Regions from separate parts of the Homo sapiens genome. Here region 2 is linked to region 1. Evidence: read pairs that join two places in POLR2A ChIA-PET (ENCODE). Cell type or tissue: GM12878. All regions are shown on one strand. Region 1 overlaps AUTS2 (activator of transcription and developmental regulator AUTS2). Region 2 overlaps AUTS2 (activator of transcription and developmental regulator AUTS2).

The links. Peaks named below come from ENCODE experiments on the same cell type or tissue, not always from the same donor. Only the 100,000 strongest peaks of a DNase experiment are listed, where the experiment ranks them.
Region 2: POLR2A ChIA-PET joins it to region 1 with 10 read pairs; 2 of 35 experiments call an interaction of 5 or more read pairs at or near these places.

Annotation. Positions count from the first base shown.
Region 1 is chr7:69,759,595-69,767,594 of GRCh38, forward strand. All of the region lies in intron 1 of AUTS2 (activator of transcription and developmental regulator AUTS2), which reads left to right. Among named protein-coding and RNA genes, the nearest start is that of AUTS2, 170 kb to the left of the region's middle. In GM12878, no CTCF peak of the experiment used is centred here; a DNase peak (open chromatin) is centred at 3,567.
Region 2 is chr7:69,694,817-69,702,816 of GRCh38, forward strand. All of the region lies in intron 1 of AUTS2 (activator of transcription and developmental regulator AUTS2), which reads left to right. Among named protein-coding and RNA genes, the nearest start is that of AUTS2, 100 kb to the left of the region's middle. RefSeq lists an enhancer at 2,387-2,436. In GM12878, no CTCF peak of the experiment used is centred here; a DNase peak (open chromatin) is centred at 1,385; H3K4me3 peaks cover 1,249 bases; H3K27ac peaks cover 1,972 bases.

The sequences.
Region 1 (8,000 bases):
ACGCCTGGACGTCACCCCTGACTATTGCATGTTGTGCATTGGACAGTTAGATCTCCTCAGTGCCTGTGAACAAGTGTTCTTTTGAGTGATACTCTTCTTTTTGTGACTGTATTATATAATATAGCTTTCATAGCCCCCACTTTATTTGCTGTTATTTTATTCCCCTCTCATCCCCGCCCCCCCCCCCCCCCCCCCATATAAAGGACTCATTTCAAAGATGGGCGAACCTGGAAGCTGAACCTGACTCTACTCTTCATGTCTTCAATTTACTGGCCATAAAGGTTCAGTTTTGTATGGGATCTTCTGTCCTCTAGAAGATCCCGTACAAATAGAGGCTTTAATTTATGCTTGCATTCTTGCATTTTGTGTGATTTATTGCCTAATAAATGAAAGAAAAAAGTTTATTTAGATAGTAAACTGAAAATGAAAAACCATTTTTTTCCACGAACTTGCTAATTTTCTTCCATTGTATAGTATGAACTCAATCTACAAAGATCTGGCAAAAAAAACAAGTATCATGTTCTGTAACAAACTCAGTTACACTAACACCAGAACTTACTGAGTTTAATTGGAGATAATTAAAAAAAAAAAGTTCTTTTTTTCTTTTTTTTTTTTTTTTTAAATAGAGATAGGGTTTTCCATGTTGACCTGGCCGATCTCAAACTCCTGGCCTCAAGCGATCCTCCCATCTCAGCCTCCCAATGTGCTAGGATTGCAGGTGTGAGTCATCGCACCTGGCCTCTTAATGTAGATGATTTTTTAAAATGAAGATTTTTTTCATAGTAAGAAAAGGGAAACCATAATTCCAGACCACAGAGAAGGACTTCTTTAATATATTTAACCTCTTTATTTACAGATCACTTCTTTCTAGAGAGACTAAAATTAGGGCAGAGAAACCTAAATCCTACATACAAAGAGCTGCTGCCCATTCAAAATAATTACAAGTGTGTCGGGCGCGGTGGCTCACGCCTGTAATCCTAGCACTTTGGGAGGCCAAGGCAGTGGATCATGAGGTCAGGAGTTTGAGACCAGCCTGACCAACATGGTGAAACCCCGTCTCTACTAAAAATACAAAAATTAGCTGGGCGTGGTGGCACAAGTCTGTAATCCCAGCTACTCAGGAGGCTGAGGCAGGAGAATGCTTGAACTTGGGAGGTGGAGGTTGCAGTGAGCCGAGATCGTGCCACTGCACTCCAGCCTGGGCAAGAGAGCAAGACTCCGTCTCAAAAAATAATAATAATAATTATAAGTGACAGTAAAGCATCTCCCCACATAATCCTGTATATCAGTAAGAAAATATGTTTTGAGATTCACAAAACTCAATTTACGAATCTCTGGTTGTAGTTATTTGACTTAATATATAAGACACTTACCAGAGGAGATGGTTGCAAACAGATTTGATGACAGGTAAATTTTTCTAAAGGTCTGCTAACTTCTTATTCAGTCATGGCCAACCACTGATACAATGCTGAGAGTTGCTTTCTCCTTTCCCCTCTACTAGCTTGGGGTCCACAGACCAAAAAAATCTATAACTTGCAAGGCTAATAAATGCATGCTTCAGCTGCCTGGAAATGCTGTTGGACTGGCAATTTGCTGCCCCGCTCTAATAGAGACTGCCTCAGATCTGGTCTTTAACCTGGATTAGCTGGATAAAGAGAATCCTCTGGGATCCTGTGTGCCATCACCTGTTAGTGTGTTTGCTGTATAAATGTAACATCCACTAACTTTGTCAGATGATGTCTGGCCTGGCTGCTGTGGCTGTGATTGGAATTGAAACATACAGCTTGTTATTAAGGTAGTGACTGGCTGTGGGGGACACCGACGTCTGTTGTTTTTCATTGTTGATCTAGTGAGTTAGAATGCCTTTCCTGGGCTGTTAATGTTAAATAGTTCAGTCCTGTTAGTCGTTTTGTGAGATCATCTTTCTGTGTGATTTGTGTGTATTTCCTTGATCTAGTGGGGTGCAGGGTCAGGGACTGAGGGGAAGGTATAATTGTTTACAGAAAATGTGACAGGACATGGATTTGAAATCAGATAGGAAGTTAAGGAATGCCGGGCTCCTCTGAATATTAAGGAAAATCTTTAAGCCCCTAATTAACTTCAGAAAATCCCCTTGCTCTCACAGATGGGAATTTGGCTGGGTAAGCTAATAACTGGAATGAAGGCTAGGAGTTGTGGGTTAAGTTTCTCCCTGGCAAATACCAATATTTCAGGATTACTTCGACTCTTGTCCTGCTGCCTCCCACTGGATCTTTACAAACTCTGTGCAGTAGAGATTATCTTGATAAAGATTTTGGATGCATGTTGGGCCTTTATTGAATGATGAATGCTGTTTTTTATTCATTTGCACATTTATTGGGTACCTACTATATGTCAGCCTCTGTTCTTGGTCTTGTATGGTGGTATACAAGAGAAACAAAATTCTTAGCCTTATGGAATTTATATCCTAGTGGACTATAAATTACAATGTTCACTATTTGAGAGGACCCAAGCTTCAGATGTTGTGGCTGTTTGGCACACTGGTCCGGGTTGAAAGAAGAGACTGGGATTCAAGTTGTAGTTCCTGTCCTGATTTCTCTGGGCCTGAGTTTAACTACCGGTAACATAATGACATTGGGCTGTATCTAATTATTTATAGGGTTCTTTCCAGTTCTTTCACTTATGATCCTGATTTTCCCAAACATTTTAGCCAAGTTGTCTTTTTTTTTTTTTTTTTTTTTTTTTTTTTTTGAGATGGGGTATCACCCAGTCACCCAGGTTGGAGTGCAATGGCACTATCTCGGTTCACTGCAGCCTCTGCCTCCCTGGCTCCAGTGATCCTTCCACCTCAGCCTCCCAGGTAGCTGGGACCACAGGTATGTGCCACCACGCCTGGCTAATTTTTTTGTGTTTTTGATAGAGATGGGGTTTTGCCATGTTGCCCAAGCTGGTCTCAAACTTCTAAGCTCAAGCCATCTGCCCGCTTCGGCCTCCCAAAGTGCTGGGATTTCAGGTGCGAGCCATTATGCCTAAACAGCCCAGTTGTCTTTAATCTAGTTGGGCTTCTGGCTAATTCGTGTTGGTGACCAATGTTTGCATATTAAATCAAACAATCAGTTATTGTACTGGAGAAGAAAATAATTGTTTCTAAAAAGTTCATATTTCGACTACATGGTCATGCCATTTAAAAAAAAGTAGTAAAGCAACAATAAGGAAATACTCTTTTATTCTGGAATGACATACCTACCTGAAATCTTTGAGTTTCCCTTGTGTCATGTGAGCTGGTTGATTACAGGTGAGGAGAATTGCATGTTCTTACATGCTCCTCAGAAACACTCATCACTGTGTAAAAAATGCTTTTTTGTTTGTGTGAAATCATAATATAGAGCCCATTCCACCATACACCTTCATCATCAAGCTCGGGGATACAAGCCTGTTAATCAAGTGGGAATACAGGAAGTGAGACATGAAACACTGGTTTTATTTTCACACCTCTAAATGAGTGACTGCAGAGGATGAACTTAAAAATAATAATGCCACCTCATACTTGCATCACACCTTTTAATAAGGCGGTTTAAAAATATTTAGGGTGAACCTTCATCAGGATGCTTTAATTGCCTCAGCATAGTTGAATAGTACATTAGGGTAATGCCTCTGCTGTGCTGAAAAGCCTGGAGGGAGATACTGTCACTCAATGATGCGTTGAGGATGATTAGGTAGAACCCCTTCAGATCTTGGGATCTCAGTTTCCTCTCAAATGCATGCTGTGGGTAGAGAAGCCTGGGCTGGTGTGTGTATAATTTACATCTGTTATAAGTGACTAAACTTGTAAGAACGGGTACACAAGGCATCTTTAGTAAGAAGTAATAATATCTGCCTTAGTAATAATATCTTCTCATTCTTGTAGGTCCATTTGAAATGGCTCCATCTCTAGTACATCTTTCCTGACTACTCCCACCTGGCCATCATATCATCTTTCTCCATTAGATTTCAGGCAGACTAGACCGAGACTGTGGGTTTTTATCCTGTTAGCCACTTAGAGGCTGTTTGATCTTGGGAAGATTACTTGCTTTTCTGTACAAAGTATCTTTATTTCTGCATCTGTAAAGTGAAGATAAGAATCCCTACTTCATAGGGTGTTAGTGATATGAGTTAGTAAACATGATGCCCTTAGAACAGTGCTTGGCATGTGCTGCTGTGGTTTTGTCATCATTATTACTCCACTTCTTCCTTGGTACATAGCTCATGTTCTCCTTAACTATACGGATGTATTTAGCGATCTGCCTTAAATTGTGATGTGTTCCTTCTGGTCTGAGAGCCCTTGTCACACATAACATGATAACTTTGACTTGGTAGGTACCTAGTGAGCATCTTGGATTGAGCTCCTACAGGATTTAGTTAAGAATTCAAAGCAGGGTGTATTCTCATTCTGACTTTTAAAGCCTTTGAGGTCAGTTGGGGGCAGGTCTTATTTGTTTCTTAACTGGTGAAGCTGCCATACCAAGGCCACTTGCCCATGATCGTCTACTGGGTAGCCTGATAAGAAGGTCAGTTACTCAAGGCTGTGGACTCGATTCCATTCTTGCTGATATTACTAGCGTAAATGAGATGCTTTTGGATAATTCTCTGAGCAATTTAGGCCAGGTGAATACTGGACAGTAATTTCCTGAAGTGCCATGAAGTGGCAGGAACATGATTTATGTAACATGGGCTCTTGCTAGCTGGGATGAACACTGGAGCCCCTGCCGTGCTCTGGAATTATGAGTGCCTGCCAGAGTGCCTGCCTGCTTTTGTTCTAGAGAGTTTTTTTTTTTTTCTTTTTCCTTTAAGTTAAATTCTCAAGTTGCGGGCAGGGGCGCAGGTCTCTATGGTGATGAATGGAGAGATGTTGAACTGGCTGGTTGCAAACCTTACCCTAGCAGTTCTTAGAGACAACTGGGATAAGGACATTTTAGCTGGTTGACACTTGGGTTGAAAGTACTGATGTAAAAAAAAAAAGTGATGTGTGTATGGGGAGGGACATATACAAAGAAGTAGTACCTTGGCATTCTAGCCAGATAAAGGAGATCTGTGTTTTTTAAGGTAGGAGCTTTGAGAAAAATGCAAAACTTGTATATTTCAGCATGCAGAAAATTGCACTTCACTATCAGGCAAACCTCATTCATATTAGCAAGAGAAGTATATGAGAAGCATGTGGTTGTGGGATGCCATTATCAGGAAGTTGCTGTGTTCTTGACCTTGGGCTCTGGAAGAACAATTAGCCCCTTGCATGCAAACTTGCTCAGTAAAGAAAAAGTTTTGGCCCTAAGGCCTGTGGAACCAGGCTTAGGATGGATGATGGGTTTATTGTCCTTCACAGCCAAAACACAACAGTCTTTCTCCCTTTCTTTCCAGGCTACCCACGTGAGTACGTTGATAATATTTCTGAGAGTTTTAAAGAATTTTCCAGCAGAATGAGAGAAGATAGAAGGACCATCTTGATAATTTAAGGACATGCTCTTATCTCTTGATCTGCTGCATTTTGTTTTTGCTTCTGTTTAGGCCAGTGTTGGTAGTTATATTGTCTTCTCTCCACTGGGCGGATTACATGTAGCAATCCAAAATTGTCAACATAATTATTCCACTTCTTCTTTGGCACATAGCTCATGTTCTACTTAACTGTACTAAATTGTGATGGGTTCCTTCTGGTCAAGAGCCCTTATCACACCTAACAGGACACATTGGACATGGTAGGTACCTAGTGAGCATCTTGGATTGAGTTCCTCCAGAATGTTGTTAAGAATTCAAAGCGGGTGTATTCTCATTCTGACTTTTAAAGCCTTTGAGGTCAGATGGGGGCAGGTCTCATTTGTTTTGGATTACATGTATGCAATCCAAAAGAGTTAGGTTTTTTAAAAAAATTAATTACCCCCACCCCTTTTGTTAAAGAGTCAGGGTCTCACTGTGTTGCCCAGGTTGGTCTTAAACTCCTGGCCTCAAGTGGTCCTCCTGCCTTGACCTCCCAAAATGTTGGGATCACAGGCGTGAGCCACTGCGTTCAGTCTAATTTTTATTTAAAATTTAAAATTTAAAATTTGTGGTATAGTCCGGGCACGGTGGCTCATGCCTGTAATCCTAGCATTTTGGGAGTCCGAAGCGGGAGGATTGCTTGAGCTCAGGAGTTTGAGACCAGCCTGGGCAACATGGCAAAACCCCATGTCTACAAAAAATACAAAGAAAAAAAATTATCTGGGCATGGTGGCACGTGCCTGTAGTCCCAGGTACTTTCGGGGCTGAGGCAGGAGGATCGCTTGAGCCCAGGAGGACAAGGCTGCAGTGAGGTGAGATCATGCCACTGCATTCCAGCCTGGCTGGCAAAGTGAGACCCTGTCTCAAAAAAAGAATTAAAATTTGTGGTACAATATAAATAACATAAAATTTACCATGTACAGTTCAACAGTGTTAACTATATTTACATCATTGTGCAACCAATCTCCAGAACTCTCCGTCTTGCAAAACTGAAACTGTCTACCATTAAATAACAACCGCCCATTCTCTGTTCTTCTTAGCTTCCTGGAAACCACCATTCTGGTTTTTATCTCTATGAATTTGATTACTCTAAGTATCTCATATAACTGGAATCATATAGTGTTTGTCTTTTTGTGACTAGTTTATTTTACTTAACATACCCTCAAGGTTCATTCATGTTGTAGTATGTATGTATCAGTATGTTCTTCCTTTTTAAGGCTAATATTCCATTGTATGTGTATACCACATTTTGCTTATTCATTCATTCCTCAGTCTACATTTGGGTTGCTTCCACTCTTGGCTGTTACAAATAATGCTGCCATAAACATGGGTGTGCAAATATGTTCTTGAGAACCCCCTTTAAATTATTTTGAATATATACCCAAAGTGGAATTACTGGATCATATGGTAATTCTATTTTTATTTTTTTGAGAAACTACCGTACTGTTTTCCATAAGCAGCTAGATTTTTAAGAAGTACATTTAAATTCATCGTTTTGGGCCTTGGTCTCCACGCTGCCTTGAGTTGTCCCTAGGTAAGTGAAGTTCTCAGTCAGTCACCTGCTCTGGCATACCTCTGAGCTTTGACACACCTCAGCCACTTTCCATGGCTCACTTTGGCCCTTTGTAGGTTGGTGCCTCTCATTAGATTCAACGAACAATTTCTCAGGATCTGGGCCTAACCAGTGGTGTTGAATCTTAGAAAGACTGAGCTGAAATGCTCATCAGCTGGTGCCATGCTTCTCACTTTAGGTTATACCTCCAGTTGTGTTTGGATAAGAGTTGGAGTGGCATGACAGTCTCCCACAGAATCTGAAAATATAGTTCCAGATGTGCTTCTCCCAAACTTCTTCTCTGCCATTGGGGTTGCACCACTGGAAAAGTGTGTGAAGCAATACTTCACTCTGACACCCTGCTACTATATGCTTGAGGAAGAACTGAAGACTGTATCATGGAATGAGCTGCCCATAGGTCGCGCATGTGCGCACGTTTGTACGTGTGTGTGTTGAGATGGGAGAGGGAATCTAGGGATCCTTCTATACTCCATTGATTATGCTAACATGGATCTTATTTAATATTACAAGGACATTTCTTTGTCATCGTCTTTTTTTTTTTTTGAGACAGAGTCTTGCTCTGTCACCCAGGCTGGAGTGCAGTGGCGTGATCATGGCTCACTGCAGCCTCGACCTGCTAGGCTCAAGTGATCCTCCCACCTCAGCCTCTCAAGTAGGGACTATAGGCACACACAACCATGCCTGGCTAATTTTTCTATTTTTTGTAGGGACAAGGTTTCACCATGTTGCCCAGGCTGGACTCAAACTACTGAGCTCAAGTGATCCACCTGCCTTGGCCCCATCAAAGTGCTAAGATTATAGAGACGTGAGCCACCAGCCTAAAAAGACATTTCTAATTAGAAAGTGTAGTGTGAACTTTTGCCGTAGTTGGACTTCTCTCCATGTGGGCCCTTAAACACTGATATCTCAGTCATATGAAGCTATCAAGGACCAAAATAAG
Region 2 (8,000 bases), 65 kb before region 1:
TGTAGGTATGGCAGTGAGAGATAAAATTACTTTTTCTAGCTTTGCAAAACGCCAAACGTCTTTGAAATTAAGAGTAAAAGGGGTTTAAAATATGTACTGCTTTATAAAGCAGGAAAACCCCACTGGAACATTTTGGGTGTTTACAGAAATGGGTATTCCATGGGAGAGAACGTGGTAACCTATGTTTTGTCATCATTTGTTTAATCACTGAAAATATATTAACAGGCCAGGCATGGTAGCTCATGCCTGTAATCCCAGCGCTTTGGCAGGCTGAGGTGGGAGGATTGCTTGAGCCCAGGAGTTTGAGATCAGCTTGGGAAACACAGTGAGACTCCATTTCTACAAAAAAAGAAAAAAGAAAAAAAAGTCACATGTGGTGGCACACCCCTGTGGTCCCAGCTACTTTGGAGGCTAAGGTGGGAGGATAGCTCGAGCCCCAGAGATCAAGGCCGCCGTGAACTGTGATCGCACCACTGCACTCCAGGCTGAGCAACAGATCAAGACTCTTGTATAAAAAAGAAAAAAAATTTTTTTAAAAATATAAATATAGATTAACAAAGTAACAGGGAATATAATATTTTCAGGTTGGTCATATAGAGGAAATACTATATTGTGTTATTCAGCTTAATAAAATATAAAACAAAAAAATTATTAACTGTTTGAAAAATTGTAGTCAGATATTTGATTAGGGGTAGGTCCTGATTTGGATGAATTTGAATCACATTCGACTAAATATTGTGCTTTTTAATACTCACTTTAAAAACAAAATTAATTGGGCAAATGTTCATATCCATTTTAAAAAACTATCCTCTTAAAACTAGATTGATAGTAGACATTAATAGGCTTGATGTTGTTTATAATATTTTGCTATATTTTAAGAGCATGCTTTTGTATATTTTCTGTTTTAGTGAAGCATTTTAAAAATGCCCCCCTCCCACAACTGCAGGAATAAATCTAACAGATTTTGACCAAAATTACTCTAATTTTGAATTTCTTGAAACTGGGTATGGAAACTAGACATTAAAAAAAATCTTTATTTTTAAGCACGGTTTCTTGGTCAGTAGCTTCTGTATTACGGGAGAACACAAGAAGGGGCCTTCTTGACACTCAAGAAATGCTCTTTTTCCATCTACAAATAGGAAGACACCCTTTGTGGTATTTTTGTTTTGTGGGCCCTGAATGAAAACGTATTATGATCAGTTTTAAAAATTGCTGCCCCTTTAATATCTGAATATATTCGTGGCTAGTGAAGCACATGCATCTGTCAGATCATGGGTGAGAATTCACTTTTCTTTTTGCGATTTCTCCAGCCACAAGGACAAATTTAGTTTTGCAGAGCAGTTTGACACCTCTAGAAGCCTGCGGTTAGCCTCGGTGCACCTCTAGCAGCTGCATAGGCTCAAGAGGACCTCTGTTCTTCCCTTTTTGGTTTGGTTACCTTACCCCTCCTCAGGGAAAGGCCAAGAGACTCAGCACTTCCTCCCCAAGTGAGTTTCCTTAGTAACGTCAGCCTTCTCTAATGCTGGCCAAGGGTGTCTTTGCTGGGCTGTTTTCCCTCCAAAATAGACTCACTGGGGTATAGAATTTTTTTTTTACGTGAAGGGTATAGAATTATTTTCAGAATAGCAGCAGGGTAATTAGGCTCATTGTTGACATGTCATTGAAGTCTCCATGTGACAAAATTGCTCCTCCCTCTTTGAGCACTCTGAATACTCTTACCCTCTTATCTCGATCTGCTCTTTAGAAATACCAGCAGATAATCTGGGAGAAGGCCACCATAGCCATGCACAGAGTGGGGAGAATGAGGAGATCTTTGCTGAATGTCTTTTAGTTGTTTGAGTTGGAGATAAATGCAGAATGACCTCCATTTTGCCCTAAGAACCTGACCTTCTTGTCACTTTGTGTAACATTAATTTTCTAATGTGTTCTGGTCAATTTGTAAAAAGATTTTTTTTCTAGTGTCTCAGCTGTTGGTTTGACTTTTGTATTTTCATTGGTAAAATATGTATGTCTTTGCTGTGAGCAGAGAGAAACAGATTAATAAAAACCACTGAACCAGCATTGCATATGTAATTAATTAACACCACCAGGAAAGCTGGTTCATGGTTGTGTGTAAACTTATTTCCAAACATCTAAAAAACGTTTAGAGTTATCTTATTCAGTTGTCTCACTTCTAAGGGATAGGTTAGGAAGCTGTAACGTATGTGTATGCACAGAAACTGTTGGACAATGATTCTCAAACTTTACTTTTCATTAAAATCGTCTGGAGGGCTTATTAAAATGTAGATTGCTAGACCTCATCCATAGTTTCTGATTCAGTATGCCTGGGTGGGGCCTTAAAATTTGCATTTCTCATGTGGCCCCAGGCATTGCTGATGCTACTAGTCCAAGGACCTTACTCTGAGAATCAGTTTTAGGATGTAGATCTTATGTTCCTCTTTGCCAAGGGCAAATGAACTGAATTGTATAGGCTTCCTTTTCTTTTACAAGAAGCATTGCCTCTTCTAAGTAGACATCCACCAAATATTTATGTACTGTATCCATGGTGCCATGCACTGAGCTAGGTGCACTGGGGATAAATAAAATGATCTCTGCCTTGGGGAACTCACAGTTGAGAGAGGATTAAATTAAGAAACCCACCAATCGTGATTCAATATGAGAAGTGCTGTGGTGATGTCAGGGGTAGGCTTTCTAGATTTGCTATGAGGTGCAGTCTGAGCTTTTTCTCAGACTGTCTTAGCTTTATACCTACAGAAATAAGTGAAAGAAAATGAATCTTCTGCAGCTTAGGATTTTGTTAGTGCTCAGATCAGTTTCCTCTCGTCCTTGACTTTGGGCATCCCAAGCTCTGTATTCAGACACTCCTGAACTGGCATTGTGAGCTCTCCACCCCAGCTTTTGTGGAAGAGTCCTTCCTCCATTTTTAAATTACAATTTCAGACACTGTCCACTGTGGCAGCAGGATTTGTAACAAGACCAAGTTAAGTGATCTTGGCTGAACTGATTTATGAGACAGCTTCAAAAATTCATGAGGTACCATGGGAACTTTCTGTAGTGGATCAGCATGCCGCTTTTCCTTCACTTCTTCAAGTAGATCAGACATTTTGTGATAACACGGCAGTTTATAGTGGAGCCTTCTAGATTATGGCTCTGCTGATTAAGACACTAAGACAGACCTGAAGACAAAGAGAAGGGAGAACAGGATGTTACTTTTAGAAACTCCTGTTATCCTAAGCTTGAGCAGGGACTTTGGGTAAAATACATCTATGTATAACTCAATTTATACATAGAACTCTCTAGGGCAAGTTTTTCTCCAGTGGTGATCTGATATGGAGTGTCTTGGCCATTAATAATGGTCCCATAATTTTAAGCACAATAAAATGTTAGGTGTGTATATGCGAAAAATTGAGTGACATAGTAGTTGTCTCTCCTCTCTTTGTGAAAACCGGTAGACAGGAACGAAGGATGTGGCCAAAACCAGTGACAGGTTATGGTGCTTTCCCTATTTTATTGATTGCTCATTTCTAGTCTCTAACCTTATTTGCTACTTATTGATCTAGTAGAAAAGCAAATAATTTTCCCTAGATAGTATTTTGTTGAGCTGGGCTTTGATGACTTGTCTACCAAAGGGTTTTTAAAAAGTACTTACCTGCTGAGTGGCAGCCTGTCTACCATTTAATGTTATTATCTGTGAGCCTGGGGGTTCCTTCTTAGTAGGATCACTGATGTCATAGGCTGCCTCTTTATTCTGCCTACTTTCCTGCAAGATACCACACATGCCCGTGGTCTGCTTTAATGGCCTCACAGTGCACACAGCCTTAGACTTAACACAAGAAACATATGAGTGATCCCATTGGAGATAATGTGTTGCCGAGTCAATTTGGGTCAGCATCTGCCAACATGTCAAATTTTCACACTAGGTTGTATTTTGAGATTTTTATTCATGCTTTTGGGTTCAAATTTACTCACAAATAAGTTTTGAACTTTTAAGTGCTAAAACTGCTGAGTTCTTGACTATCTGCACTTGGGGAGGGGAAGGTTAAAGATAAGGGGTGGGTATGTATGGGAAGGAAACAGTAGCACAGATCATCTAACATAGGAGGTAAGATAGATTTCCCAATGTCATATATAACTTTGACTATATATTTTTTCCTATGTTTACATTCTCCTGTTTATGATTATACTCTTTTGGTTCATATTAAATTGGTGTTTATCTCCTAGGAATATATATGGCGAGGTGTGTCATAGGAAGCAATAGAAAAAGAATTTGGAGACTGGTCACTTATAATTCTTGAATAATATAACTATGTAGAGTTAAAAGCAAAGATTGATCCTGTCATTCATGGGATTGATGGGCATTTTTGCTGGTATCTTATTATTGTTCATTTCTGAGTAGGTAATATATTAATATGATCCCAAAAGCAAAATTGTATTAAGAAGTATATAGAGGAATGTCTCACTCTCATCCCTGGACCTATGTGCCCCATTCTTCAGGCTTTTATAACTACTTTATTAGTCTCTATTACATCTTTTGTAATTTCTTAAATAGTGTGTGTACTCTCCTATTTGTGTATGCTCTCGCTTTTTCTGCCCTTTGTTATACCATATTTAGCATACTATAAGCACTGTTCTGCATCTTGCTGTTTTGTAGTTACCAATATATCTTGGAGATCATTCCATCTCACTACAGAGAGAGCTTCCGTATTCCTTTTTATAGCTGCTTAATATTTCATTGTATAGCTGTACCATAATTTACTTAACCTGTCTGACACTTTGGTTATTTACAATCTTTTGCTCTTACAAGTGATGCTGCAGTGATAATGTTTTTTTTTTTTTTTTTTTTTTCCCGAGACAGAATCTCACTCTTGCCCAGGCTGGGGTGCAGTGGCACAATCTCGGCTCACTGCAACCTCTGCCTCTCAGGTTCAAGCAATTCTTCTGCCTCAGCCTCCTGAATAGCTGGAATTACAGGTGCCCGCCGCCACACCTGGCTAATTTTTGTATATTTAGTAAAGACGGGGTTTCGCCATGTTGTCCAGGCTTGTCTCAGACTCCTGACCTCAAGTGATCTGCCCGCCTCGGCCTCCCAAAGTGCTGGGATTACAGGCATACAGTGAATAATCTTGATCATATGGCATTTCATCCTGGGTGTGTGTTCAGTTGTAGGATAAATTCCCAGAAGTGAAATTGTTACAGTGAATGTGCATTTGTAATTTTGATAGTCACTGCTAAATCCCTCTGTAGAGGTCGTACTAATTTATATTCCCATCTGTTTAAGAGTAGAGATTTCCCCGCAGTCTTGTCAACAGGGTGGTGGTGTTAAACTTTTGAATTTTTGCCAATCTGATAGGAGAAAATTGGTATCTCAAAGTGGTTTCAATTTGCATTTCTTATTATGAGTAATGTTGAGCATTATTTACTATGTCCAAGATCTGATAGTATTTCCTTTTGTGTCATCAACAGTCTGGTTATATTTCTTTCCTGTTTTTTCTATTTGATTATTGCTATTTTTTTTTAATTTTTAAAATAAGCTATTTTGGAATACTTATAGACTTACCAAAAAGTTGCAAAGATTACGGGGATTTTTTTTTTCTTTTCTTATGCCCTCATTAGCTCGTTAATTGGGTTAGATGGTTTGAGGAAGGACAGGTCTCCTGGAATTCTGTGGCTTGTCATAGGTTTGTCAGCCCAAATAAGGATGCACATCCAATTCACGACTCCTGGCTGCCTCTGGGGATTTTCCATATGGAGTGACAGACTTGGGAAATTCTGCTGAGCTTCTGACTAGCCTCCATTATGAGGCATATAATTCAGAGCCCATCTTCCATTATTCTTCTTTTACTAGTATCAATTATTAACTAGAAAGGTTATTGAAGTGAAAACCTTGCCTCAAGTTTGTATTTCTTGAGATTTACTTCCAATAATAAATGTGGTTTTCAAGTGACTGAATCTTTCATAGACCAAGTTTCGAGCACATTAAATATTTGGTGGTTTTGCGTCCTCTCTGCCTCACATGCTAATTGAGAGGATGAGTAGCTATAATTTTTCTGGAGCTTCAGGCTGTCATTCTGTCCTGTTAATTGGTTCTTGGAGTAAGGAGCTAAAATGTGGAGGCAGAAATGCTTTCCCAGATAGAAACATGCCTTGAAGCTTTGTGTCCTGTAAGGGTCCACATAGCCTGGAAGTTAAGAATACTGGCTCTGGAATAAAACCTTGTGGATTCAGATTCCTGCTTTGCCACTGCTAGATGTATCACCTCGGACAAGTTACCTAACCTCTTTGTACCTCACTCTCTCCCTGTTTATAAAATAGGGATTAGAACAGTACCTGCCTCATCTAGTAGTTGTGAAGATTAAATGTGATGAGACATGTAAAGTGCTTGGTACAGGCCTAGAACATTGTAAGTGCTCAATAAATACTGGCCGAAAAGTCGTACAGGGCAGTGGTTTCAGAGGCCATGCAATAAAATAGTGGGTTATGTTGCATTTGACTTTTGTTGATTAACCTTTCTTCTTCCTCTATTCTTTACCTTGTGAGGCACTTAACCTACTAACTGAAATGCCATTCATTCAGCCAGTATTTGAGTGCTCAGCAAGTGCCAGACTCTAAACAAGATGATGTGTAAGATGCTGCAAGGAGCCCTCGTGCCTTGCAGCCTGAGCACAAGTGCCTATAAACGCAAGGCTGGTTGTCGTCATTGCCATCCCCAGTATACTTTGAGAATACAAAAGAATGTGAGGTCACTCTCCTTTGACTGGGGTGACGAGGACATGCATTGTGAAAGGGGGAACTGTTAGAACTGGGAGCCATTCGTAAGTGAAATAAGGATAAGAGGGATATTATCAGCATTGATGCTAATTAGCATTTCTGTAGCATTTTGCAGTTTGGGAAACATTTTATGTATTTTATTTTATCTCAGTCTCATAAAAGAGCTTGAGGTATTATTATCTCCAGTTTACGACTGAAGAGATGGGGAGTCAAATAGGTTATCTGATTCTCCCAATGCCATACAGCTCCTTGGTGGTGGAGTTGGGGTTTGAGTCCAGGTCTCCTGACTCTGAATCTCCACGTGCTTCCCTCTGGTCTCTTGAGTGAAATAACCCGTACTAGCAAGAAAGAGAAGAGTATGTCGGCAAAAGAGAAACCTGGAATAGTTGCCAATTGTCCCTAGGTTCAGATCACATACTTCTAGGGCATCAGAGCTAGAAGGAACATGAGATCAGTGCATCCTCTTTATTTGACTAATGAAAACATTGATGTGCTTGTGAGGGACTTCGAGAGGTCAATGTGGTGCTGGAAGCAGCTCAATGGAGAGGGTAGACAGTTCCCCTTGGATGCTCATGTGTGGTCTTCTGGGGATTGATTAGTTGCTGGTAAGGAAGGAGCTCATTTTGGGGAAAGTAGGTACATAGATTCATAGAGGGAAAACCTTTATTCAGAAGCAGGCAGTTTTTCTGCAATATCTTCCTGGGAAACACAAATAAAAGGGCTGTAGTTTAGTATTCAGATGTGGTTCTGGTTGTGCAAGGATAAGGAGAAAAGGCAGAGGCAGGGTGAGAAGGAAGGAAAATGAATGACTGATTTGAAAGGTCAGTGAGAAGTCTGTGAAAGGTACATACTTAGGGTCTGTAGGGCAGTCATTTGAAATCCAGGATACTTAGTATATATATAGGAGGACTTCGTAGTAGTTCTCTGACTGGAAGAGGACTGGGCTGCCTTGTGTGTGTGAGCTTTCATCATGGGGGCAGTGGTTACTACATGCTATTTCTAAGAATTGCACTTGTGGGGTGATTTCTACTTTGGGTAGGAGGTTATTCTAGGTAGAGCTAGTGTGGATCAGCAACATCAGCACCACCTGGGATCTTGTTAGAAATGCAGATTTGGGGACTCCTACCCTAGACTTACTGAATCAGAATCTCCAGTGGGTGCAGTTCAAGAATGTGTATTTTAACAAGATCTCCAAGTCATTGGTCTGCATGTTCAATGTTTGGAAGCATTGC